Linked DNA regions of Homo sapiens: region 2 is linked to region 1. Evidence: read pairs that join two places in POLR2A ChIA-PET (ENCODE). Cell type or tissue: A673. All regions are shown on one strand. Each heading gives the region's core, and the rest is flanking DNA. Links, peaks and the distances in the headings are about the cores only.

What was found. Peaks named below come from ENCODE experiments on the same cell type or tissue, not always from the same donor. Only the 100,000 strongest peaks of a DNase experiment are listed, where the experiment ranks them.
Region 2: POLR2A ChIA-PET joins it to region 1 with 8 read pairs; 1 of 35 experiments calls an interaction of 5 or more read pairs at or near these places.

Annotation. Positions count from the first base shown.
Region 1 is chr9:122,966,953-122,979,642 of GRCh38, reverse strand. All of the region lies in intron 2 of RABGAP1 (RAB GTPase activating protein 1), which reads right to left. Among named protein-coding and RNA genes, the nearest start is that of RABGAP1, 32 kb to the right of the region's middle. In A673, for the core only: no CTCF peak of the experiment used is centred there; no DNase peak of the experiment used is centred there; H3K27ac peaks cover 53 bases.
Region 2 is chr9:123,067,647-123,080,336 of GRCh38, reverse strand. RABGAP1 (RAB GTPase activating protein 1) reads right to left here. Exons shown (of 26, transcript NM_012197.4): 15 at 9,913-9,987; 16 at 6,660-6,785; 17 at 5,909-6,052; 18 at 4,051-4,092; 19 at 3,575-3,703. Among named protein-coding and RNA genes, the nearest start is that of MIR600, 38 kb to the left of the region's middle. RefSeq lists an enhancer at 7,342-8,015. In A673, for the core only: no CTCF peak of the experiment used is centred there; no DNase peak of the experiment used is centred there; H3K27ac peaks cover 1,442 bases.

The DNA.
Region 1 (12,690 bases), core at 4,903-8,902:
ATCATATACAAAAAATTAACTCAAAAAGGATTACAAACCTAAGTGTGCTCTAAAATTATAAAACATACAGAATAAAACACAGGAGAAATCTTTTTGATCTTGTGACATAGAGATTTCTTAGGACATAAAAAGTATGAATCATAAAAGAAAAACTTGAGAACTTAATTAAAATTAAAAAGTTCTGCTCAAAAGAAACTCTTAAGAGAATGAAAAGATAAGCCAGACCTGGAGAAAACATTTGCAAGTCATATATCTGATGAAGGACGTATATCCAGAATATATAGAGAACTCTTAAGAAGAAAACAAACTACCCAACTAAAAAGGGCATTTCACCAAAGATACACAGATGGCAAATAAGCACATAAAAAGAAACTCAACATTACTAGCCATCAGGGAAATAGAAATTATAATAGGATGCCTCTATACCCTTATAAGAATGACTATAGTCTGGGCGCAGTGGTTCATGCCTATAATCCCAGCAATTTAGGAGGCTGAGGCAGGTGGACTGTGTGTCTCTAGGAGTTTGAAACTAGCCTGGGCAACATGGTGAGACCCCGACTCTACAAAAATTTAAAAAATTAGCCAGAAGTACTGGCACACACCTTGGTCTCAGCTACTCAAGAGGCTGAGGTGGGAGGATCACTTGAACCCAGGAGGTTGAGGCTGCAGTGAGATTATGCCACTGAACTCTAGCCTGGGCAACACAGCAAGACCCTGTTTAAAATAAAATAAAATAAAGTAAAATAAAATAAAATAAAATAAAATGAATGACTAAAATTCAAAACAACTCTGACAATAGGAAGGGCTGGCAAGAATAAGGAGCGACTAGAAAACCCTCGTACATTGCTGGTAGGAATGCAAAATGGTCTAGTCATATTATCCATTTTTTATAAAGTTTTATAAGGTTAAACATTACACTTACCATATGACTCACTCTTAGGTATTAGTTACCCAAGAAAAATAAAAACATATGTCTACACAAAAATCTGTTTGCAAATTATTTTTTGAGAGACAGGGTTTTTCTCTGCTGACCAAGCTGCAGGAGAGTGGCACGATCATAGCTCACTGCAGCCTCAAACTTCTGGGCTCAAGCGATCTTCCCATCTCAGCCTCCCAAGTTGCTGAGATTACAGGAATGAGCCACCAATGCCCGGCTGCAAATGTTAATGCATTATTCATAATAGCCAAAAACTGAATACAACCCAAATGTTTATTCACTGGTGAGTAGATTAATAAAAAGATTCTTATAGATCTATAAAATGGAATACTACTAAGCAATAAAAAGGAATAAACTACTAATACACACAATAACATGGACAAATCTCAAAAGCATTATTCTATGTAAAAGAAGCCATACACAAAAAGACTACATACTGTATGACTCCATTTACCTGGCATTCTGGAAAAGACAAAACTATAGGGACAGAAATCAGATCACTGGTTATCAGGGAAGGGGAATAAAGGTATGACTAAATAGATGCACGAGGGGACTTTTGGGAGTAATAAAAGTATTCCCCATCTTGACTGTGCTGGTCGTTACATGAGACTTTACATTTGTTAAAACTCAGGACTGTACAACTAAGAGGGTTGCATTTTATTGGTGTAAATTTTACCTCAAAAAATCTGACCTAAAATAAAACAGAAAAAGTATGATTTCCACAAAAGATGCAATTTGAGAACACAACTGTTCCTTTTTTTCTATGTACCCTACTAAAGGTGCTCATCCAGGATTCTGTCTTTGGCATTAACTTCACGTTATTAGACTCTCCTGTGCCACTGTATGGTATCTACTCCCAACAACAAACAATCTCAAATCTCTATCTACAATCCCTTCCTCAACTGTCTACTGGATAGAGACCTTCAGTTGGATACATCAAACTTATTCTGTCCAAAACTTAAGCCACTGATCCTCTTCCTGCTTTTTTTTTTCTTTTTGAGACACAGTCTCATTCTGCCGCCCAGGTTGAGCAGTACAGTGGCGCAATCTCTGCTCACTGCAACCTCTGCCTCCTGGGTTCAAGCGATTCTCATGTCTCAGCCTCCCGAGTAGCTGAGATTACAGGCATGCGCCATCACGCCCAGCTGATTTTTGTATTTTTGGTAGAGATGGGGTGGGTTTCACCATGTTGGCCAGGCTGGTCTCAAACTCCTGGCCTCAAGTATCTGCCCGCCTTGGCCTCCCTGTTGGGATTAGCAGGCATGAGCCACCGAACCCAGCCCTCCTGCATCCTTTTTTAATCAATGAGTTGCACTACCATTCACTCCATGGCCAAATTAAGAATTACAATCATCCTTGATTTCTCTCATTCCCATATAACTCACAAATCCTATTGACCCTTGTCTGTCCATTTTTCCCTTCTATCTTCTCTGCATAGCTAATACCTTAGGACAACCTCTTTCATTTTACGTAAGCCTACTGCAGTTAGTAGTTTGCCTGCCTTCTTTCTCTCTCTTCTCTTTCACATATGGCCACCATTCAACTTATAATTGCCAGTCTTAGTTGTGATCAAGCACTGCCTTGTTTTTAAATCCTTCCATGGTTCCTCAATGCCCACAAGATAAAGCCCAAATTCATAAGTATATCCTATTAGTCTTTTCACAACTCTGCTCAATCTGCCTTTCCAGTCACTTAGTCACAGCAAACTACTCAACTTTCCCAGGACCCACCATAAACTTTCAAGCACCCATACTTTGTATAGAGTGTTTCCTTTCCTGGAAAGTCATCCTCTCCTCCTGTGTATTCTTTAAGACCAACCTTAAATTCTGTTATCTCCTCTGGGAGATCTTAACCGTTCTAGATAGGATTTAATCACTCCCTCCTCAGGGCTACCATAATATTAGCATATATGTTTATTCTAGCATTGCTACTTGTTTTAGAAAATATTTGTTTAGAGAGTCCCTTGAACCAGACTGGGCAGAGACTGTTTGTTAAATTATCTTTATATCCCCAAAGCTTCAGATAGTGACTGGGACAAAATACACCTGAAATACATATTTACTGAACTGAATGTTACAAATGCAAAGAATGGAAGCCAAAGCAGTATGATTTTATCCTACTTGGATACTGAATATTCTACAAATTTTGGTTTAATTATAGAAAGGAAATCTGAATGACTTTAGCTTTATCTACTAAAATACAAAAACAAAAACAAATACCATCTGTTTTCATTATTCTGAGCAAGTGTCATTAAGGGCTAACATTTACAATAAGAACACTGCAAAGAGCCCAGTGCAAAACACAAACAATATATTTTGAAGTCCAACAAAGACTTCTAATGTAATTTAGCACAAATATGAAGACAAAAAAAGCAAAACAAATATTTATGAATAGTACAACTAAGAATTACATTTAGATTTGTGTTTATTTCCATGTACTCTACATTAAAAGGAACAGTTCTTTAGGAAAGTCCTGAATTGTTAAGGAAAACAATAAACATAAAAAGGCCAATTTAGCATTTAGCAGCTACTGTAAACATATGACATAAACGTTTGCAGGGATGGAGACTGCATGATGAATTGTTTATTCATAATTCTGCTTACATAGCAGGGTGGTACTAAAAAAAACTGGGCCCAGAGTTGTTTTGTGGCACAACTCCAAGAGGCACCCCATTCACAGCACAGATTATCTGAATGGCTCTCACTAGAACTGTAGTGTGCAAAGCCTATGCAACTGAACTTAGTAGCCATACTTGGACTCCCAAGTAAGACATATCTGGCTTTGGGACATTGCTCTGACATTAACTCTGTAACTGAGGGCAAATTAATGTCTGGGAGCCCCAACTGTCTCATCTCTAAAATGAGGATGTTAATATCTATCTCACAGGATTGTTATTAGGGTTTGATAACATTATTGGGCACTTACGTATATTTCAGGCACTGTATCGTGTGGTTTTTACAGAACTATCTCATTTAACTCTCACACCACAGTACCTGCCAAATAGCATCCAATAAGTGTTGGTATTCCTCCACCCCACTCTCAGCTCTTTCTAAAGAAACTCTGATCCACCTATTAGAGTTGAGGTTTGAAAACAATAAACTTAGAAAGCAAGTAGTTCTACTTTTCGTGGCCCAAAGAAACTCTAAGAACACACCTACTATTCATGTACAAAAGCAGCATACTGGAATAACATTTGTCCTTTCTAAATATATCAAATAAGGGCAATATCTTATACGGTAGAATTGGCTACAAGTCTGTTTCCTTGAGAGCAAAATTGCATTTATGGAACCAAAGGACAAAATGTTCCAAAGGCAAAATCCAGAGTCATTTCCTGGTCTCAATTTTCTACTTCTAATTTTATAGTCCTTGTTTCCTTTCACTGCAACAATACCAACTTGGCCCCACTTGATTTGCCAGTTATACAAAGCTACTTCAGGCAGTTTGGGATCCTTTTCTGAAGGATATTTAGGCCCTCAAGAAAACATGCTTAGGAAGGGACACTTTGTGCTTGAGAAGTCCCTAGATGATCAGAAAATTAAAGACGAATTCCTGATGATCTACAGTTTCCACTATTTTAATCCTACTGCAGTAAAAACACAAATGAAAATGGTTCAAACTGAGTAATATTGCTGAGCTTCAGTGTAAAAGCTGAGCAATTAAGAAGTATGTATGTTACTTATAACACTAAATAACCTTAGCTGTGTCAGAATACATGACACGAAATAACCAAAAGTCCAATTTGGATATTTGAAGATTTAGTTACTAATCTCAAACCTGCTTACACACTCATTCTGTGATCTTTGTTAAATCAGTAAATTTCTTTATGATTTACTTTATAAACCATGGCTGTTCTGATTATCAGTCTTTTTATCTTACTCTATGAAGGAAGAACCAAACAACATAAAGTTATCATTAGAATTTCTAGTATTACTTTAAAATAAAAAGAGGACGGGAAAGAACAGCAGCTTGTGAATTTATCCTGAAAAGTCAACTGAAGACAGGCCCAAAACATTTACAACTGTTTCACTAAGTAATGGGATTATGGATGGGTTTTATTTTAATTTTTTTATTTTAAAAATAGAGACAGGGTCCCATCATGTTACCTAGGCTGGTCTAGAACTCCTGGGCTCAGGCAATCCTCCTGCCTCCACCTCCCAAAGTGTGTTGGGATTACAGGCATGAGCCACTGCACATGGCCATGGCTGGGTTTTAGTTACTTCTCTTACTGCCTGGTTTTCTATATCAAGCAAACATTATTATAACTAAAAAAAAAAAAAAAAAAAAAAAAAAGACAAAGCCATTTCCATCTTGGGAGGAAAAGAAAAGCAAATACAATCAATTCTTCTACCTACAGTAGTCCTGACTCCATGTTCTTTCAAGCTTCTGGATCTTACCACGTTACAGGCTCACTTGTTTGTACAGGGCACTCTTAATATTTTCTCAACTATCACCTACTACACATAACCTTTCTTTTCTTCTTTAGGCAACAATTACATTCTCACACAGTTCGCTCATACCTAGATTCTAGTACATGATGAATTGTATCATGATGACGTATTTACTGATGTGTCTCCACTGCCACCACCACTATAACCCTCTTAATTAAACTGAGCTCATGTTCAGTAACTTTGCTGAATAAAAGATCTGCATTACAGAGGACAAGATTACCAGGTTCTTTTTTTCTTTTTTTTTTTTGGTTTGAGACGAAGTTTCGCTCGTCGCCCAGGCTGGAGTGCAGTGGCGTGATAGCTCACTGCAACCTCCGCCTCCCGGGTTCAAGCAATTCTCCTGCCTCAGCCTCCGGAGTAGCTGGGATTACAGGTGCATGCCACCACGCCCAGCTAATTTTTGTATTTTTAGTAGAGATGGGGTTTTGCCATGTTGGCCGGGCTTGTCTCAAACTCCTGACCTCAGGTGATCTGCCCGCCTCGGCCTCCCAAAGTGCTGGGATTACAGGCGTGAGCCACCACGTCCAGCAGATTATCAGGTTCTAAAAAAGCAGTATCAGAAACCAAATCAGAAGATTAGTTTCGGCATTACTGAGACAGAGTGACTTTTGTTATCTGCTATTTTAATAAAGTTTGGCAATTTTCTTTCATCTAAATAATGTCAATTAGATTTTTCAAGAAGAAAACTCTATGAGGATTAAAGAGTTTAAAAAATTAACTGATCTGGCCAGGCTCGGTGGCTCATGCCTATAATCCCAGCACTTTGGGAGGCCGAGGCGGGTGGATCACGAGGTCAGATCGAGACCATCCTGGCTAACACGGTGAAACCCCATCTCTACTAAAAATACAAAAAATTAGCCGGGCATGGTGGTGGGCGCCTGTAGTCCCAGCTACTGGGAGGCTGAGGCAGGGGAATGGTGTGAACCCGAGAGGTGGAGCTTGCAGTGAGCAGGGATCATGCCACTGCACTCCAGCCTGGGCAGCAGAGCGAGACTCCGTCTCAAAAGCAAAAAAAAGTAACTGATCTTTCTGCATAAGAAACACTAGTTCATCAATGCATCCCCAACCAGTATTTATAGAGTATCTTTGGGTAAGAGCTAAGATTCCCAACTGAGAGGAACATATAGTCAGTCAGATGGAGAAAATACATGTTCTGCTTTTATGGAAAGTTCTCACATTTTGATATGAGTTGTCAAAACATTTTATTACGAAAAATACCTGCTTATGGATGACTAGGTTAAAAAAAAAAGAAATATACCTCTATGTATTTTTTTTTTTTAATATATAAAGAGATAGGCTCTCACTATATTGCCTAGGCTGGTCTCAACTCCTGAGCTCAACCAATCCTCCCACTTTGGCCTCCCCAAGTGCTGGGATTACAGGTGTGAGCCATCACGCCCGGCCATACCTTTATGTTTTCTATAACCACACCATCACATAATACTTTTATTTAAAGGGCTTACGTAAAGCATTACCAACTCCAAGAAGCCTTCCTTGACCCTTCCCTCAAGCTGAATTAGGTTTCCATCCTCTGTTCTATAGCACCCTTTGCTCATCTACACCACAGCATTCATCTAACTATACTGATGTTGAAAATTAAATACGGCCAGAGAATCTCTACAGCACCTCCAATCAAGAGATATAGCCTATTTACCCAAAACTTTGAATAAGAACTGGACTTGTGACTTGCTTTGAACACGAGAATCCACGTGGTATAATTTCTAACCCACAGCCCCAAGGGCCTTACAGCTGCTACTCCTGTCCTAAGACTACCATGCTGTGAAGAAGCCTAAGACGAGCGACTACATGGAAGGAGACCCAGCCATCCTACTCAAGTCCAGTCCCCACCCGACCCACCAGATGAAGCTGTATGAGCGCAAGATTGGCAAAAACCAACCAGTCAATCCACAAAATCAAGAGAAATAGTTTTAATCCACTGAGTATCGAGGTAATTTGGAGTTTTTTTCTTACCATTTTTATTTTTATTTTTTAAAGAGACAGGGTCGCACTGTTGTTGCCCAGGCTGGTCTTGAACTCCTGGGCTCCAGTGATCCTCCTGCCTCAGCCTCCCAAAGTGCTGGGATTACAGACATGTGCCACTACAATGGGCAGAGGTAATCTGTTACAAAGGAAAGACTAACAGAAAAAAATGTAACAAGATTTTTAATTGTCATCTGCCCTAAGCTATAAGCATCTTAAATACAGGCACCAAGTCCACTTCATCTCTATTCTCATTCAGCCTTGTATTATTTTCTCTCTGGCTATGATGTTCTCCAGTTCTACTATCATTCCACTTGGGACTTACTGTGTTCTTTGAAGCCAATGATTTATATCGTTTATCACTTCTGGAAAATATTCAACTATTATCTCTTCAAGTATTTTCTTCCATCTTCACCATTCTCTTATTATAGAACACTTAAGATGGTTGGTCCTTCTCATCTTAATTTTCATGTCTCTTAAGTGGTCTTTCATATCTTTCAATGCTATCTTCTGGATAATTTCTTCAGATCCATTTTCCAGGTATTTGATTCTCTCTTCAGCCATGTGTAATTTGCTGTTTAACATATCTGCTGCACTTTTAATTTCACTGGCTCTAAATTTAATTGCAGAATTCCAGTTTTAGTTGGCTTAATTTTTACATTTTTTGATATTTTGTTCTTTTTAAATGTTTTCTAATTTTGCTTTAAGTCTTTAATGATTTTAATCATATTTCCCTTAAGGTTATACCTAATAATTCTAATGCCCAAGTTCCAGTGGGATTCAGTTCTGCTGGGGTTTGCTAACTTGCTCATAATAAATAATTCTTTGTATATATTTGTAAATTTTGGATTGTGTGCTCTGCTTTAAGAGGGTTATCTGGGGAAATACCATGTAGCCTGAGTGGCAAGTATGTTCTTCCAGAGTAGTTCTGCAATTGCTTCTGTAAGGTGCCTGGAGTATTATCAATCAAGGAACATACAAGCAGTGTAAATTCAAACTCTAAACATACATGAAGGCAAGCCTGTGGGAATAAATTCCCAGCAAGACCCTCCTCCAAATTAGTGTCCAAGCTAAGAAATGTAAGTTTCCTTATGTTCTTTCCTGTGAAGTACAGGTAGAATTTTTACCCTATCCTTTCAAGTTAGGAAGTAGCCCCTGAGTACACTTTCTGAGGAGATCTCAGCTCCAACACCTCTCTCTCTAAACCCAAGGCCTTACCTCTTGCCCAACGTAGTTATCAAAATCCAAGCACTTTGGTTATAAAGAATAGAAAATTCCTCAGTGCAGACCAAATGTCAGCCCATATGTATAGTTCCAGCTTTCAGTACCCTCTTTGTTTTTGTTCCTTGAAGACTGTCATTACTTTCTTGTAAATACAGCTAGGCAATTAAAAAGCTGTTTGTTACATTTCAGCCAGCTTTCCTAATTATTTTATAATGGAAACTTCTTAGGCTGTGTAGGTTATCATATTTTCAAAAATGGGAATTCCTATCCTGTGATAGTTACTAGCTGTCAAATGACCTTTCAACAAGACACTCAACTGGGACTTTTGGAGTTTTGGGGTGGAATAGTGACAGACTTTTAAAATATGTTTTCCATTGGGTACACATGGACATAAAGATGGGAACAATGGACACTGAGGACTGCAACAGAGGGTAGGAAGGGAAGGAGACAGAGGGATAAGGGTTGAAAAAACTATCTATTGGGTACTGTGCTTACTACCTGGGTGTAATTGTACCCCAAACCTCAGAATCATGTAATATACATTTGTAACAAACCTGTACATGTACCCCCTGAATCTAAAATAAAAGTTTAAAAAAACATTTCTTTTTTAAGACAGGGTATCACTATGTTGCCCAGGCTGAACTGCAGTGGCTATTCACAGGCATGCTTATAGAGCACTGCAGCCTTGAAGTCCTGGCTTTGAGCAATCCTCCTGCATCAGCCTCCTAAGCAGCTGGAACTACAGGTACACACTATCACACCCAACTCATGGTTCCACTTTTATGTTTATGTCCCAAGCATAAATGTTAGCATTAAAACAGAAACAAAGAAAAATTCCAGGACCTGGTATAGTGGCTCATACCTGTAATCCTAGCACAATGGGAGGCTGAGGCAGGTGGACCACTTGAGGCCAAGAGTTCAAGACCAGCCTGGCCAACATGGCAAAACCCCATCTCTACTAAGAAAAAAAAAAAAAAAATTAGCCGGATATGGTGGCACACTGGCACATGACTGTAATTTCAGCTATTCAGGAGACTAAGGCACAAGTCATCTGAACCCAGGAGGTTGAGGTTGTAATGAACAGAGATTGTGCCATGCCACTCCACTCCAGCCTGGGCAACAGAGCAAAACTCTGTCTCAACAAACAAACAAAACTCGAGAGCCTTGGAATTTATTAAATGTCATGTTGGCCAGGCGTGGTGGCTCACAACTGTAATCCCAACACTTTAGGAGGTCAGTGTGGGAGGATCATTTGAGGCCAGGAGTTTGAGACTAATCTGGGCAACATATGAAGACCTTGTCTCTACAAAATAAAATGTTTTAAATTCCATATTATACCACATTGAAATGGCAAAAAAAATGTGTTAGGAAGATAGATAAGATGCTCTACAAATCTTTTTTTTTTTAAGTCATTTTGTTAGTCATTCTACTAGGGGCTGAGAAACGATACAAGGTTTCAAAAAGGAGAGGACCACTGCGCAAGATATCTCCAGTAACACTATTATACCTTCCTCTGATGACAGACCTTAAAGATTTAACAATTTGAATAATTCCTCAATTCCAGTTCTATACATAATAACCTTACATAATATACAAATGTACTGAAATTAAAACACACAGAGGAAATATTTTAAATTTGGAGAACATGTTCCTCAATTTCCTTGTCTACAAAACACAATCATGCATCACTTAACAACAGGGATACATTCTGAGAAATGCCTGTTGGGCAGTTCTGTTGTATGAACATCATAGAGTGTACTTACATAAACCCAGGAAGCATAGCCCACTATACAACTAGGCTGTATGGTATAGCCTGTTACTCCTAGGCTACAAACCTGTATAGCATGTTACTATACTGAATACTGTAGGCAATTCTAACACAATGGTAAGTATGCATGTATTAAACATATCTAAACACAGAAAAGGTACAATAAAAATATGGTATTATAATCTTTTGGGACCACCTTCATACATGCAGTTGGTTGTGGACTGAAATGCTGTCATGCAGTGCATGACTATACGGGTATTTCTTTCTGGTAAAGATGACAAATCATAGTTAGAAAGAATAAGACCTAGTATTTGCTAGCACAATAGGGTGACTACAGTAAAAATGGTTTAATTGTACATTTAAAAATAACTAGCTGGGGGCGGTGGCTCACACCTGTAATCCTAGCACTCTGGGAGGCCAAGGCAGGTGGATCATCTGAGGTCAGGAGTTCGAGACCAGCCTGGCCTACATGGCAAAACCCCGTCTCTACTAAGAATACAAAAATTAGCCAGGTGTGGTGGCACACACCTGTAATCCCAGCTACTCAGGAGGCTGAGGCAGGAGAATCACTTGAACCTGGGAGGCAGAGGTTGTGGTAAGCCCAGATCCTGCCACTTTACTCCAGCGTGGGTGACAGAGCAAGACTCTGTCTCAAAAATAGTAACAATAATAAAGTAAAATAAAAAATAAAAGTAAAAGAGTATAACTGTGCTGGTAAAAAATGATTTAATTGAACATTTAAAAATAACTAAGAGTGTAACTGTGCCACACACAGTTTCTCATGCCTGTAATCCTAGCAGTTTGAGAGGCCAAGGCAGGCAGATTACTTGAGGCCACGAATTCAGTACCAGCCTGACCAACCTGGTAAAACCCCATCTCTACTAAAAATATGAAAATTAGCCGGGCATAGTGGTGCACGCCTACTGTCCCAACTACTCAGGAGGCTGAGGTATGAGAATCATTTGAAATCAGTAAGTGGAGGTTGCAGTGAGCTGAGATTGCACCACTGCACTGCAGCCTGGGCAACAGAGCCAGACTCCACCTCAAAAAAAAAAAAAAAAAAAAGGTAGAATTGAATTGTTTGTAACACAAAGAATAAATGCTTAAGGTAATGGATACCCTATTTACACTGATGTAATTTTACTCATTGCACACCTGTACGAAAATGTCTCATGTCTCATGTAATGCATATATACACATTAACGCATAAATATATACACCTACTATGTACCCACAAAAATTAAACATTAAGAAAAAAGGCAGGGCATGGTGGCTCACACCTGTAATGCCAGCACTTTGGGAAGCCGAGGCGGGTAGATCACCTGAGGTCAGGAGTTCGAGATCAGCCTAGCCAACATGGTAAAACCCCATCTCTACTAAAAATACAAAAAATTGGCCAAGTGTGGTGGTGTGTGCTTGTGATCCCAGCTACTCAGGAGGCTGAGGCAGGAGAATCACTTGAACCCGGAAGATGGAGATCATGCCACTGCACTCCAGCCTGGGCAACAAGAGTGAAACTCTTGTCTAAAAAAAAAAAAATTTTTTTCAGGAAAAAAAGACATATGAGACAGCAAAAAAAGTTGTTCTTCGGAAGATACCTGAGGGTTCCCCCCATGTACTATAAATGACTAATCAAAGTAGAAACAGGAAGAGTAAGTCAAACTACTTTGAAAGTTTACAAGAAAATTTTCAAATGGAGGAAATCCAAAAGGAGACAAGATGGATTTACTTGCATATTTACTGCTGTCTTAATTTCTAGAAACTGTTCCTAGGCTAACTGTTCTACTTACGCACAGGAGACTCTTTTCCCTAATCAAAGATTCTGCTCTCTCTTCATACTAGTAACATACCCTTTTTACTAAATAATTCCTGCCAATATATAAATATCCTACAATCATTCAATAAAATCCATAACCCTGGCAGCTATCACTCAATTTTTCTGCCCTCATTTTATAGCAAAAGTCCTTGAAAAAGTTGTCTATATTTATTTCCACTTCTTTCTGATCTCCTATTTACTAATGAACCCACACTAACCTTACTACAGTCCAATCTCTCCAAAAAAACCCATTATTCTTGAGGATCCCCAAGGCCTGCATCTTGTTACTTTTCACTTATTATCTAAATCAATCTATTAGCCAAATCAGACATACCTGATCACTACTGCTTTCCTGAAACACCTTCCTCACTTGTCTTACAAGGAATTCTGCTCTCCTAGTGATACGGTTTGGCTGTGTCCCCACCCAAATCTCATTTTGAATTGTAACTCCCCCAATTCCCATGTGTTGTGGGAGGAACCTGGAGGGAGGTAATTAAATCATGGAGGCAGGTCTTTC
Region 2 (12,690 bases), core at 5,831-9,830, 100 kb before region 1:
AGGGGGAAACATCCAAAGTGTACCCCAAACATGCAAAGTTCTCCAGGTCTAGAAGGAATTATATATCTAAGCACAAAATATATGTGCTGTGCAGACACACTGAAGGCAGCCTTGTCAGACTTAACTCATTGAAGGCATAGGCAAGAAAAAAAAAGACATTAGATACCTCCTATCTGGACTTTCCCCACCTTTCCATATATGGAAATAAAGGATCCATATATTATTAAAGTGTTTCAAGCTAATGGGAATCCAAAAGGTAAAACTTCTGGCTGGAAACTATTAAGCTTTGCCCAAATCCATGTTAACTCTTCTTTGTAAAACACATGGTAGACACTCAACAGTGTATTTATTCATTCACTTATTCAATCGATATTTATAAGCGAGATCCTGTTCCTGGTACTGTGGATTCAGCAGTAAGCCAAAGAGATTGTCTCTTCTGCTGCACAGCCTCCATTCCAGTAGGGAAAAATAAGATAGGATAAGGACGTAATGGCATAAAGGTTGGGGGAGCTGCTACTTTAGATACTGCAATTTGAGAAGCTGTGGATATATGAGCCGAAGACTGGATGAGGGGACAGTGAAGCCATGCAGACATTCAGGAGAACATTACAAGCAGAGAGACTGACCAGTGCAAAGGTCTGAGAACAGCAAGGAGGCCAGCGTGTCTGAATTGGAAGGAGAAGGGGGAAACGTAGTAGGAGAAAGAATCAGAGTTTAAGGAAAAACTCTAAAATCCAATGAATCTTTATGTATAAAACCGTTCACATCACAACAACAAAAATTTAAACAAGAGTGGCGGGCCGGGTGTGGTGGCTCACACCTGTAATCCCAGCACTCTGGGAGGCTGAGGGGGGTGGACCACTTGAGGTCAGGAAGTTGAGACCAGCCTGGCCAACATGGCGAAACGCTGTCTCTACCAAAAATACAAAAAAGTGGCTGGGCATGGTGGTGCACCTGTAATCTCAGTTACTTGGGAGGTTGAAACAGGAGAATTACTTGAACCCGGGAGGCGGAGGTTGCAGTGAGCTGAGATTGCGCCACTGCACTCCGGCCTGGGTGACAAAGCGAGACCCTGTCTCAAAAAAAAAAAAAAAAAACAAAACAAAACAAAAAAACAAAAAAACAAACAACAACAACAAAAGCAAACAAATTTAAAAAAGAAACAAACAAGGGGGCACAGTTAAATAAACTGTAGCACAGTGAGGCAAATTCAAGCAGAGGAATTATATAACCATTTACAACTGATTATTTACACACAATATCTCAGTGAGGAAAATCCGTATAATTGCATGAAACAGGAAGAAAAATGATACTGACTGTATGAACTCAATTATTTAAGAATGCATAAAAAACATTTGGAAAGAAAAGGAGCAAAATTGAATGCAGGATGCCTCTGGATGGTGGAAACGTGAGTTTTCAGCAAAGGAGACATGCGATAGAGAAGAGCCAGGGAGGGAGCCACTGTGGAAACAGGAAAGGATGATGATGGTTAGATTAGGATGTTAATAATGAAGGTGGCGGTGATCAGAGTCAGGATATATTCTGACGACGAGCATAGATGTGGAGTGTGAGAAAGAGAGGAGTCAAGAGGACAGCAAGGTTTTTGGCCTGAGCAACCAGGTACCCCTAATTGAGATGGGGACACTGAGAAAGGGGATTTTGGAGGCAAAGAAATCATGAACAAAAAAGAGGCAGCATCCTCTTGTGTGCTGAACCAGGCTGAGGTGGGAAGAGTGACTCAAAGAATCTCAGAACTCACTTGGTTCTATCTATGCTTTGTGCAAACCTATTTTCTTTGAAAATATTACTGTAAAATGTTTGTTATCTACTTAACGATCAGGGAGGAAATAATTATAGTCGTAGCCATCATTTCTTGGACCCTTACTAACTACCAGGCACTATGTTAAACACTGTACATACGATATCGTCGCTAATCCCCACATATAAAAGCACTTAACCATAGTACCAAGCACATGGTAAACTATCATTAACTGTTAGCCGTAATACCTATGAAGTATGTAACATTTTAAATAGAATGTAAACTCTGATGATTATTTTAATTACCAGAAGTTCTATTTCCTTTTTTTTTTCTAATCCACTATTCATTTTATATTATGATTTCTACTGTTTCTCAGGCTAATAGGTAGTTTTTGTATTCCTCCTTTAACAGATAGGGGAGCCATTCAGAGGTCTTAACTTTATGCAAAGGCCTCACTTTTTCAGCTGCCTCCTAAAGGCCCAAAATCATATCCACTATGTCTGTGTGAGCATTAAACCCCTAATAGCTACACATAGTTCCATACTCCCCTGAGATGTGTTATATCAGTTTACACACACTAGTTGAGCTACTTTGTTTTAAATACCTGTGCATTTCTATTTCAAGTTCTTCCAGGCATTTAAACATTTCTTGGGGTATATTTTATTTAGCCTCTCTATGTGTTAAAAGAAGGGTAATCTGAGTTAGCTCAGTCTGACACATAACCAGAATGAGAAGTAAAATATTATTTTACAAAAGCAGAAACTGAGCCCTAAATAAGTGAGTCCAGGGAGGTTGAGGCTACAGTGAGCTGTGACTGCACCACTGCACTCCAGCCTGGGTAACAAGAGTGAGACCCTGTCTCAAAAAAAGCCCCACAGAAAATAAATACAATACAATACAATACAATACAATACAATACAATACAATACAATACAATACAATACAATACAATACAATACAATACAATGTTATGATAACATGAACACAAGAAGATCCTATACCTTTTTACTTTTAAAAAAATTGTGCGAATCACAAATGCCACTTGAAGTGATAAAACTGAGTTTTCTTCATGTATTATTAGCTTTGTTTTAGGGAACTTCTGACCAGAACAAATGTTGAAAGTTAAGGCCAGGCGTGGTGGCTCACTCCTGTAATTCCAGCACTTTAGGAGGCCAATGTGGGAGGATCACTTGAGCCTAGGAGTTTGAGACTAGCCTTGGCAACATAGTGAGAACCCAAATCTACAAAAAAAAGTTAAAAATTAGCTGGGTGTAGTGGCACATACCTGTAGTCCCAGCTACTCAGGAGGCTGAGGTGAGAGGACCGCTTGAGCCTGGGAGGTCCAGGCTGCAATGAGCTATGATTGTGCCACTGCACTCTAGCCTTGTCTCAAAAAAAAGAAAAAAAAAAAAACAAAAACAAAAAACCAGCACAGTAGAAGAAATCATGAAACCTGAAACCTGAATTCTGCCACTAACCAGGTGTACAACTAGGGAACTACAACCTCTTTTTGTTTTGATTTGTCTCAAAACAGGGATATTAATACTCTTCTATAGTTTGGCGGTTGGGGGGACAACGAGATTTCATTCGTAGGATTATAATATATAGGAAAGTATTTTGGGGAAAAAAAGGTTAAGAGTTATATAATACAGAAGAAAACATCATTAATATTATTTATATATTATAAATGTTAACACTAATATGTATTATAAATGTTATAAATATAATACATAAATAATTATGTATTATAAATGATCAGGAATAGTGAGACACTAAGTGAAAAACAGAATCTTAACTAATGCAAAATTATTTTACCTTCATGTTGCAGGCTAATTCCATTAGTTTTTTTGCATTTTCTTCTGAGCGGTATCTCTTAGGAAGCTGAACCCTAAAGAACTTCAAGGCACCTTCAAAGTCTGTCAACAGCAGGTCATCTTTCGAAGTCTTGAAGAAAATACAAACACATATAGAAAAAATGTGTTGCTATAAGGATGCACAAGAAGTTTTTTATATTCTCAGCACTTTTCAGCACTTTTACAATCCCCAGAAGATACTTCTTAGCTTTTGTCAGAGCCACCTGCATACATCCACTGTTAGGGGTAATGCTAGATTTCCAGCACTTTTATAATCCCCAGAAGATATTTCTTCGCTTTTGTCAGAGCCACCTGCATACATCCACTGTCATGGGTAATGCTAGTGCACAGTGACTGCTCAGAATGAGACTACAACCAATGTATTGCAAGTGCAGAGCAGGGAATGACAGATAACTCAGCTAATAAATAAATGAGTACCTTTAATAATCCAAGGGCGACATTAAAAATAACACTTATTCCCTGAAAGAGAACAGACAAAAAGAACACTGTCAGTTTTTATATCTCGACTATTATGCTATTTGTCCTTATACCCCACATTTTTAAAGAAATTGTGAAAACTTAAGGAAGGAAATGCATTATCTCAGAACTACCTTGAAAAATAAAAACTAAAGGGCCATTGAAAAGCTGCTTAAAGACCTAGCTTCCCCTTTTTCTGAGAGAAGAGCTTTTCTTGCCCTGTTCTCATATTCAATAATAAGAAATGCTTTTCCAAAGCATTCCATGCTTCCAAACCAAAAGATCAGTCATAAAGTTGTGATCTCTCAGGAAATAACTCCTGGGGAACTTTTCCTTTATCTTGTGCTGTCCCAATCCATGCACAGCAACCACTCTGTCGATAAGCCCTATATTCCAGAACTGAATCTGCTCAAGGCTCCCTCCATTCTGCAAATCCTGGGGCTAAGAACAAAGGAGAGGAAGCACTAACATCTGTTGATCAAGTTAAACTGCTTAAGCTGCTGGGCCTCAGTTTCCATAACTAATACTCTCCTATGGGTTTTCTGAGATAATTAGCTGAAAAGTTTATGTAAATTACTTAGCATGCCACCTGGCCTTTAGTAGCTACTTAACAGATGGTTGTTTATACTACTAAAAAGCTAGAAACAATTTAAAGGTTTGTGATTAGAAATTGGTTACATAAAGTATAGCACATCCAAATAATGGGATACTTGGCAGCAACTAAGAAAAACGGCATATTTGGTAATATTTATTTCTTCTGTTTCTTAGAATATTTCAAGCTGAGTGGTAGATACAAATTCTTTATGAATTTTTGTATGTTTTGAATATAGCATAATTAAAAAGGATAGTACAGATGTGTATGTTCAAGTATATGAAATTTAAAAAGAGGATACCAAAGAGTATAAATAACAATCATATTTTTAAATATACACATAGGAGAACCATAATATATATAGTGTTCCATCCATATGGAAACCATACTATTCTGTATAGTAATTATACATACACATATATGAACACATAAAAAAGGCTGAAAGGATACTGCTTTTAACCAAACTGTTAAAGGAGGTAACCTATAGACAGTGGGATTTGTAGTATTTTAAATTATTTTTACTTATATTTTCTATAAACATATATTATTTTTATAATTATGTTTTTCTTAAACACACCACACAAAATCCAAAATTACGTCATGGCAAAGACTGTTATTTACTCTAATATCTTATTTTCTCTTTAGTAATAAATCTCTAATTTTTAGCAAATTCCTGCTCAGCTTATTTTTTAAAAAGTCTCCCTTGCAGCTAGGTGTGGTCATGTAACTAAGTTCTGACCATAAAGTGGAAATACTGGATGGAACTTCCAGGAAGTCTCTTTTGAAAACAGAGGAGGCACCCTCTCCCATCCTCTAATCCTCCTGGCTTGAATATGATATAATGGCTGGTGTGCTACTCCTCCATACGGCTAACAGCCAGAGTGAGGGGAAGGCACGCTACTGCCAACATTGACTTTTTTTCACAAGAGAGCAAAAAGCTATTTTTTAAAATCACTGTTACTTTGGGTTTCTTCATTCAATACAGCCAAAACTAATATGAACTAATACAAATGTCTAATTCAGTACGTCTTTTCAGAGTACACCTTTAACAAATACGATCATTAGCTTTAGTCCAAGGAAGTCACTTAAACCTAGATTTCCTAGCAATAAAATAAAATAATTAAAGAGACCAATTCTGTTTTGACAGAGCTGACACTCAAAACAGAATCTGTTCTCCTCAAGTACACTGCAAACAAAAGCCAAAGTGCTGTGGCCTCTGATACATACCTCACATAAAAGCAGGTCGATGATATGGAAGACCATGTAGAGAGGGAATTTTGCAGTGAAAAGAGTAAGAAACCACTGGGAGGCATACATGTGTGCTTCAAGGCTTATATCCAGGAAGTGGTTGTACAGGTCAGGAATGTATTCCTGAAATAGCAAACCAATTAGTTCTGGGCACATATGCATCTGTCCAATTCCCACTAAGGAGGCTCATAAATCTACCAGGAATAGGCCAAAAAAGTAAAATACTTGTGTTTTTCTAAAAATCTCCAAAGTGCTTAGAACACTTATCATCTGGTATTAAGCTGGCACTCAACTCTTTTTTCCAGACCACAAACTTGTTCTAAAGAAAGAGGAATCCCCAAAATGGTGACAAGTATTTGGAAAGCCTGTTTTTCTCTCCAAAGTAAAAAACATTTGGGAAAGTTTGTTTCACTTTTGTTATGAGATTCCTAACCAGTCAGCTTCAGAGCCTTGGGGAGTACTTCTTGACTGAGTTAGCTGTGGAAAAGACCCCTAACAAAGTCATCTGATCTTTTGGGAGTTTATCAGCTCACATCCATGAGGTGTGAAAGTTTAACACTTTGTTAATCTTTGCATCATAATCACATAGTGATAAAGGATAAAAATGAAACCCATCCTTAGCCACGGATCGCTAAGGCAATTACCAATGCTCCCTGGCACCATTTCCTCAATTTGGTGCTCCTTAGTCCTGTACTCTTTTTGTCAAACACAAGCTGGTTTCTCTTTTTACCTGCATGAGGCGCTCCAACTGGTAAAATTTGCAATGCAAATCTTCGAAGTTTTGCTTGAAAAGTTCCCTGAGCCCATAGTCAAACATGATCTTGACCAGAACACTGAATGCCTGTTCTTCAGGCATCTGTAACAGATAGGCAAGTTGTTGGGTAGGGAGGATGGCGGTGGGGAATCACAAAACATACAGAAGTTTTCTCAGGATATTAAATCCAGCTTTATATTATTGCCTTACCAGAAAATTTAGTGCTATGCAGAAACTCAGGCCTAAGGTTGTGTTTAAAACATTTATTCACTCAAACAAGGAATAGTTAACAATGACTACTCTTTGTCAGTATGGTTCCTGTCCTCAAGGAGTCTCTCACACAGCCAGTATTAAAATAACTGTAATAGGAATTAGACATCAGTGATAATACAAGAACAGGAAGGCCTGTATCTGCCTAAGGCAGTCAGAAACAGACTTTGTAGAAAGGACAGAATTTGAGCTGAGCAGAAATAGGCTGATATACAGTGTAGGTGTCATCTTTCCCAAATCCTGGGACCTCTGTTTAACCATTTTTCCTCCCTTAGCTGCTATTTCATTCTAGCAAAATTGTTTTTCTTCCTCACTGTTAAAAATATAGCTTGTTTTAGAAGAACCTTACATATTCTAAGGCTTGCAGTAATGCTTGAAGTACTACAAAAGCCTCCTTCACTTCTATTTACATTTATAATAATACCTACATTTTCCATAGTTTTATGGATAATTATTTCCCTGAGAACTTGGCAAGATATTTTCAAAAGAGAAAAAAGAAGCACTGGAAATGTTATTTAAGGATTGGTGTGAATGTAGCAAGCCTTCAAAAAAGTCAAGAAGGTGGGCAGGCTTCTATGGAACAAGATGATGGAGGCGGGCTGAGCACAGAAATCACTGAGAAGAAAGCAGAACTAAAGAGCAAATCAGATTAAGTAATAAGTGAGAAAAGCATAGCAGATCATTACTGGTAAGTTAAGAGTATCTGGGGCAAAAGCCCAGATCTTTGAAGTCTTTGTCATGGAAGGCAACTTCACTTTGCCACATGCAAGGAGATGTGGCCTAACCCACAGTGGTGATTCTGATGCTAAGTAGCCCATCTCCCCTCACTCTAAACAAGCACTTATAACACTCTGGCAAGCAGCAAGAGTTCAAAACAAGACATGGAGGGTCTGATTGGAAAACCCATTTTCAAGGGGATAAATGTCCTTGAACTGAAGGTGAGAACGAAGATAAATCACCCAGGCTTGTGGGACTTTGAGATATAAAGTCTCATTAAAACAACAAAACAAAATAAAAAGTCAACCTCTTTATTCATGTCATAGCTTTATCATATTTTTACATGACTACCAATAGCAACAAGCTGGGTTCAGTTAAGAAAAACCAAAGTGGTTTTTGTTTTACTTGTACAGGTTGAGCAACCCATATCTGAAAATACAAAATGCTCCAAAATCTGAAACTTTTTAAACACTGACATGATGCTAAAAGGAAATGCTCATTGGAACACTTTGGATTTTTGGATTTGGGATGCTCAACCGGTATAATGCAAATATTCCAAAATCCAAAATCCAAAATCCACAACACTTCCGGTCCCAAGCATTTCAAATAAGGGATACTCAAACTTGTATTGCAATCTACACAAAATGGCTTAATACCCTTGAATACCTGTTGCTTAGAAAAGCAAGATTCAGACTCCTTATCTGGGCTTCAAAGCTCTCCCTAGCTCTCTCCTCAACTCCCAGTCACTCAGGATACTCCAGTCACACTGTCCTCCTTTCAGTTCCTCCCATACACCAAGTGTTTCCCCAGTTTAGGACTTCTGTATACTGTACCATTCACTTTCCCATTAACACTCTATTCTCTACTCCCTTTTCAAATAGATCTATTATTTTCATAACAACATTTTGAAAAGTTAACACAGAAAAGAGCAAAAGAAAATGATATCCCTTATCATTTTCCAGGCTGCTCCTTACAGGTCACTTCCCCTGAGAAGCCTTTAATCTAAGTAAGACTCCCTTGTTACAATCTTACACCAAACTTTTTATTATACCTTAATAGCACCACTGAAAGTAATAAATGATATACTTGTGTGATTATGTGCTTAAAGCTAGTTGGATTCACAAGCTCTGTATCCAGGAGGATTGAGACCATGTCTCTTATTTACCTCTGATCTTCAGCACAGTACAGATCATAACAGGTACTCAAAACTCTTTGCTGACATCACCTGTGTGGTATTCTTGCCAAGCATTTTAAACTGAATCATGAGAAAATGAGACAAATCAAGACTGTGGGACATTTTATATGACAATTTGTCTGAATTTTTCAAAACTATCAATGGCATGAAACACAAAAAAAGGCAAAGGAGTAATTTAGATTAAAAGAATAAAGAGAAATGACAATTCAATATTTGAATCTTCATTAGATCTTGATTAGAAAAAAAGCTAGATTCTATGGAGTAGACAATTGGGAGAAAATTGAATGTGTATTGTGTATCAGACATTACTGAATCAATGTGGAATTTCTTGGATGTGATCATGGTATTATGATTATGATACAGAATTCTGTGCTCCCAGAAGGCATATATATGATCAAGTATTTAGAAGTCTTGATGTTTGTTATTTACTTTCAAGAATAATTTCAAAAAACAATTTAAGTAAAAAAGAAAATGTGTGTTTATGCAGAAAAGAGAAAAAAAGAGATGCAGAGGGAGACAAACAGAAAAAGCAGTGTGGAAAATATTAATTGGTAAACTAGATAAAGACTGTTCACCTTAACACTGTTTAGAGTTTTCTGTGGATTTGAAAGAAAATAAAAAAGGTGGAGGGCAAAGGTGTTTGCTAAGCCAATGAATGAATAAAATGGTACTAAAAGAAAACCAACTTTTCCGCCTTCCTCCTACCCCAATACCTAAATCTCAAAACAAGTATTAATGACAGCGGCTACTTTAGAGAAGATAAAACGTCCCCAAGAGTTCAACCAACATTAAAGTCTCTCCAATCATCCTATTAATAAAAAGGAAGTCTACCCCTGTACCAGTTTTCAACATTGCCGTTTATTCTCATCATATATCTCCTCCACAATGACATTAAGTTAATTTAAGGAAAAAGTTTCCAGCTATAGGTGTTAAAATTCATGCCTTAAGAGTCTGTCCAAACCCAATATAAAACCATGCTCAAGCCTAAGGTTAGTATAAGCTGAGGGAGGCCATGTGTTAAGTCATAACAGAGACCTAATTACTCACATGGAGAAGGAGCACAGCAGCAAGAAATGACTGGCCCTGGCAATAACCAATCTCTTCATCATACACAGAATAAGCCTGGAAAATAAAACACACAGAGGAAATGTAAATGAATGTAGCCACTTGTGGGCCATGGTGGCACTATAGGACCTTGAATACAGAACCCTGGAGGATGCTACCCACACTGGGACAGCATTTTGACAGACAGTAAGTGGTGCCAATACTTCTCTCCAATCTTAACTTTTTCTTTACAATGAATACAGCTATCACCACTGCATTTCCTGTGGCGAAGGAGTAGGGAAGATTAAGGAAAAACCACTTCTGCGCTAAAAAAAACTTCGTATTTCCTTGTTGTTGTTCATGATGTTCCCTCTCCTTGGGATGTCCTTTCCCTCTCTGCCTCAAACATGCACTCTTCCTTCAGGCACCAAACTTATTTCAATTCCCCCAGAATGAATTCCTCTCTTCTCTGCCTCTATGGCACCTGCTATACATGCATGGTTATTATTATATTATTACCACATTGCATTTTATTTTATTTTTAGAGACAGGGTCTTGCTCTGTTGCTCAGGCTGGAGTGCAGTGGTACAATCATGGCTCACTGCAGCGTCAACCTCCTGGGCTCAAGGGATCCTGCTCCATCAGCCTCCTGAGTAGCCTGGACCACAGGCTTGCACCACCATGCCTGCCTAATTTTTAAAAATTTTTTATAGAGATGGGATCTCAACTACGTTGCCCAGGCTGGTCTCTAACCCCTAGGCTCAGACTATCCTCCTACCTTGGACTCCCAAAGTACTGGGATTACAGGTGTGAGCCAGTGTGCCTGGCCCACACTGCATTTTTTTTTTTTTTAATAGAGACAGGGTCTCACTATGTTGCCCAGGCTGGTCTCAAACTCCTAAGCTCAAGTGATCCTACTGCCTCAGCCTCACAAACTGCTAGGATTACAGGCGTGAGCCACCAAGCCCAGCCCCACACTGCATTTTACATGTCCATCTTCTCTGCCAGATGGTAGGCTTTGTGAGGGACAGGGTGATGTTCTATTCAACCTTGAGTCAGCACCTCATATACAGCATGCGCTCACGAAACACTGTTAATGTTATTCATTTTTCTTTCTGGGAAAAGCTCTTTTGGCAAAGACACCAAAATATAATTCTTTCCACAACACCAGTAATAACTTTTCTGATAAGTGAGATTACTCTGAAACCATTTGTGGGTTCCTCTGGAATTCTTATTTTTATTTTTCTTGGCAGCAAATGATTACTACCCATCTCCTCTGAACATTATTTTGAATAGAATATTGACATCTAACATTCTTCATGGTTTACTCTTTGGTTTTTTAGTTCTTTTTCAGAGTTCTGTTTTTATGACTGGTATTTGCAGTTCTCATGTAAATGTGGTAGAAAGGGAAATTCCTATAGCTTCAACATGCTATTCCTTGTTTGACAAATTTATTTCTTGTGAAACTCCCTTTGTTTTCCACTTATTTTTTGTGCCAAAGTTGCTCTGTGTCCCAAGAAAGCAACTTAGAATTGGGTATGTTTAGAATATATAACTCTTGGCAAAATATAGTGCCAATACTTATTAGATGCTAGTCAAGTTAATATGCAACCAAGTTTTATCACTAGCTTTGGTGAAACTATAGCTTTTAAAAATACATACATTATGATCACGCATTAATAAATTTTCGTAGAATTCAATGTAATCTTATTATACCACACCCATTTCTTCAGTTTATCTGATAAGAAGGCTACAGGATGAGAAACATACATACTTTTCCAGAGACAAGATGTGCAAAAAGGGCTTTAGAAATGATCAGTTTATAATACGAGGCACCACTTTCCTATCAAATTAATAACAATTAACAAATGTTATTACCAGTATTAATACTGTGTTAAAAATGAGTAGTAATATATGCTAACACAGCTCTCTGGAAAACAGGCAATGTCTTTGAAGATATCCATTAACAGTTTTATCAGTTACAAAAGAACAGAGGCTTTAGAGTTAGTCAGAGTTGGGTTAAAATCCCACAACTCCCAATGTCTAGATATGGATTTTTTCTTTTTTTTTTTTTTTTTTGAGATGGAGTCTCCTGTGTCACCCGAGGTGGAATGCAGTGGCACAATCTTGGCTCACTGCAACCTCTGCCTCTCAGGTTCAAGCAATTCTCCTGCCTCAGCCTCCCAAATAGCTGGGATTACATATGCCCACCACCATGCCCAGCTAATTTTTGTATTTTTAGTAGAGATGGGGTTTCATCATGTTGGCCAGGCTGGTCTCGAACTCCTGACCTCAGGTGAACCACCCACCCTGGCTTCCCAAAGTCCTGGGATTGTAAGCATAAGCCACCGCGCCCAGCCTAGATATGAATCTTGAGCATGTAACTTACTTTATTTGTAATAAGAGAATAAGCCTAGTATTAATAACACAGAGTTGATGTATTCTTCTCATTTAGTCCTCTCATTTAACATGCTCAGCACAGAGCTTCACCAATTATGCAGTAATAATAGGATGAAACTGTACTGAATTTCTATAGGTAGAAAATGGAGGGGAGCATATTTTTCAGGCTGATGGACGATAAAGGAATCATATACGTGTGAAATTATATGATACATTTGGAAAATGTTTGGAGTATAAGTTTCATGTTGGCTGTAACGAAATCTGGGGGAAGAAAAGACATTTCACTAATTCATCAACACTTAATGAACACCTACTATAGACCAAGCACTGTGCCAAGTGCTACAGATGCTACCATATCTAAGAAATGATCCCTGCCCTTGA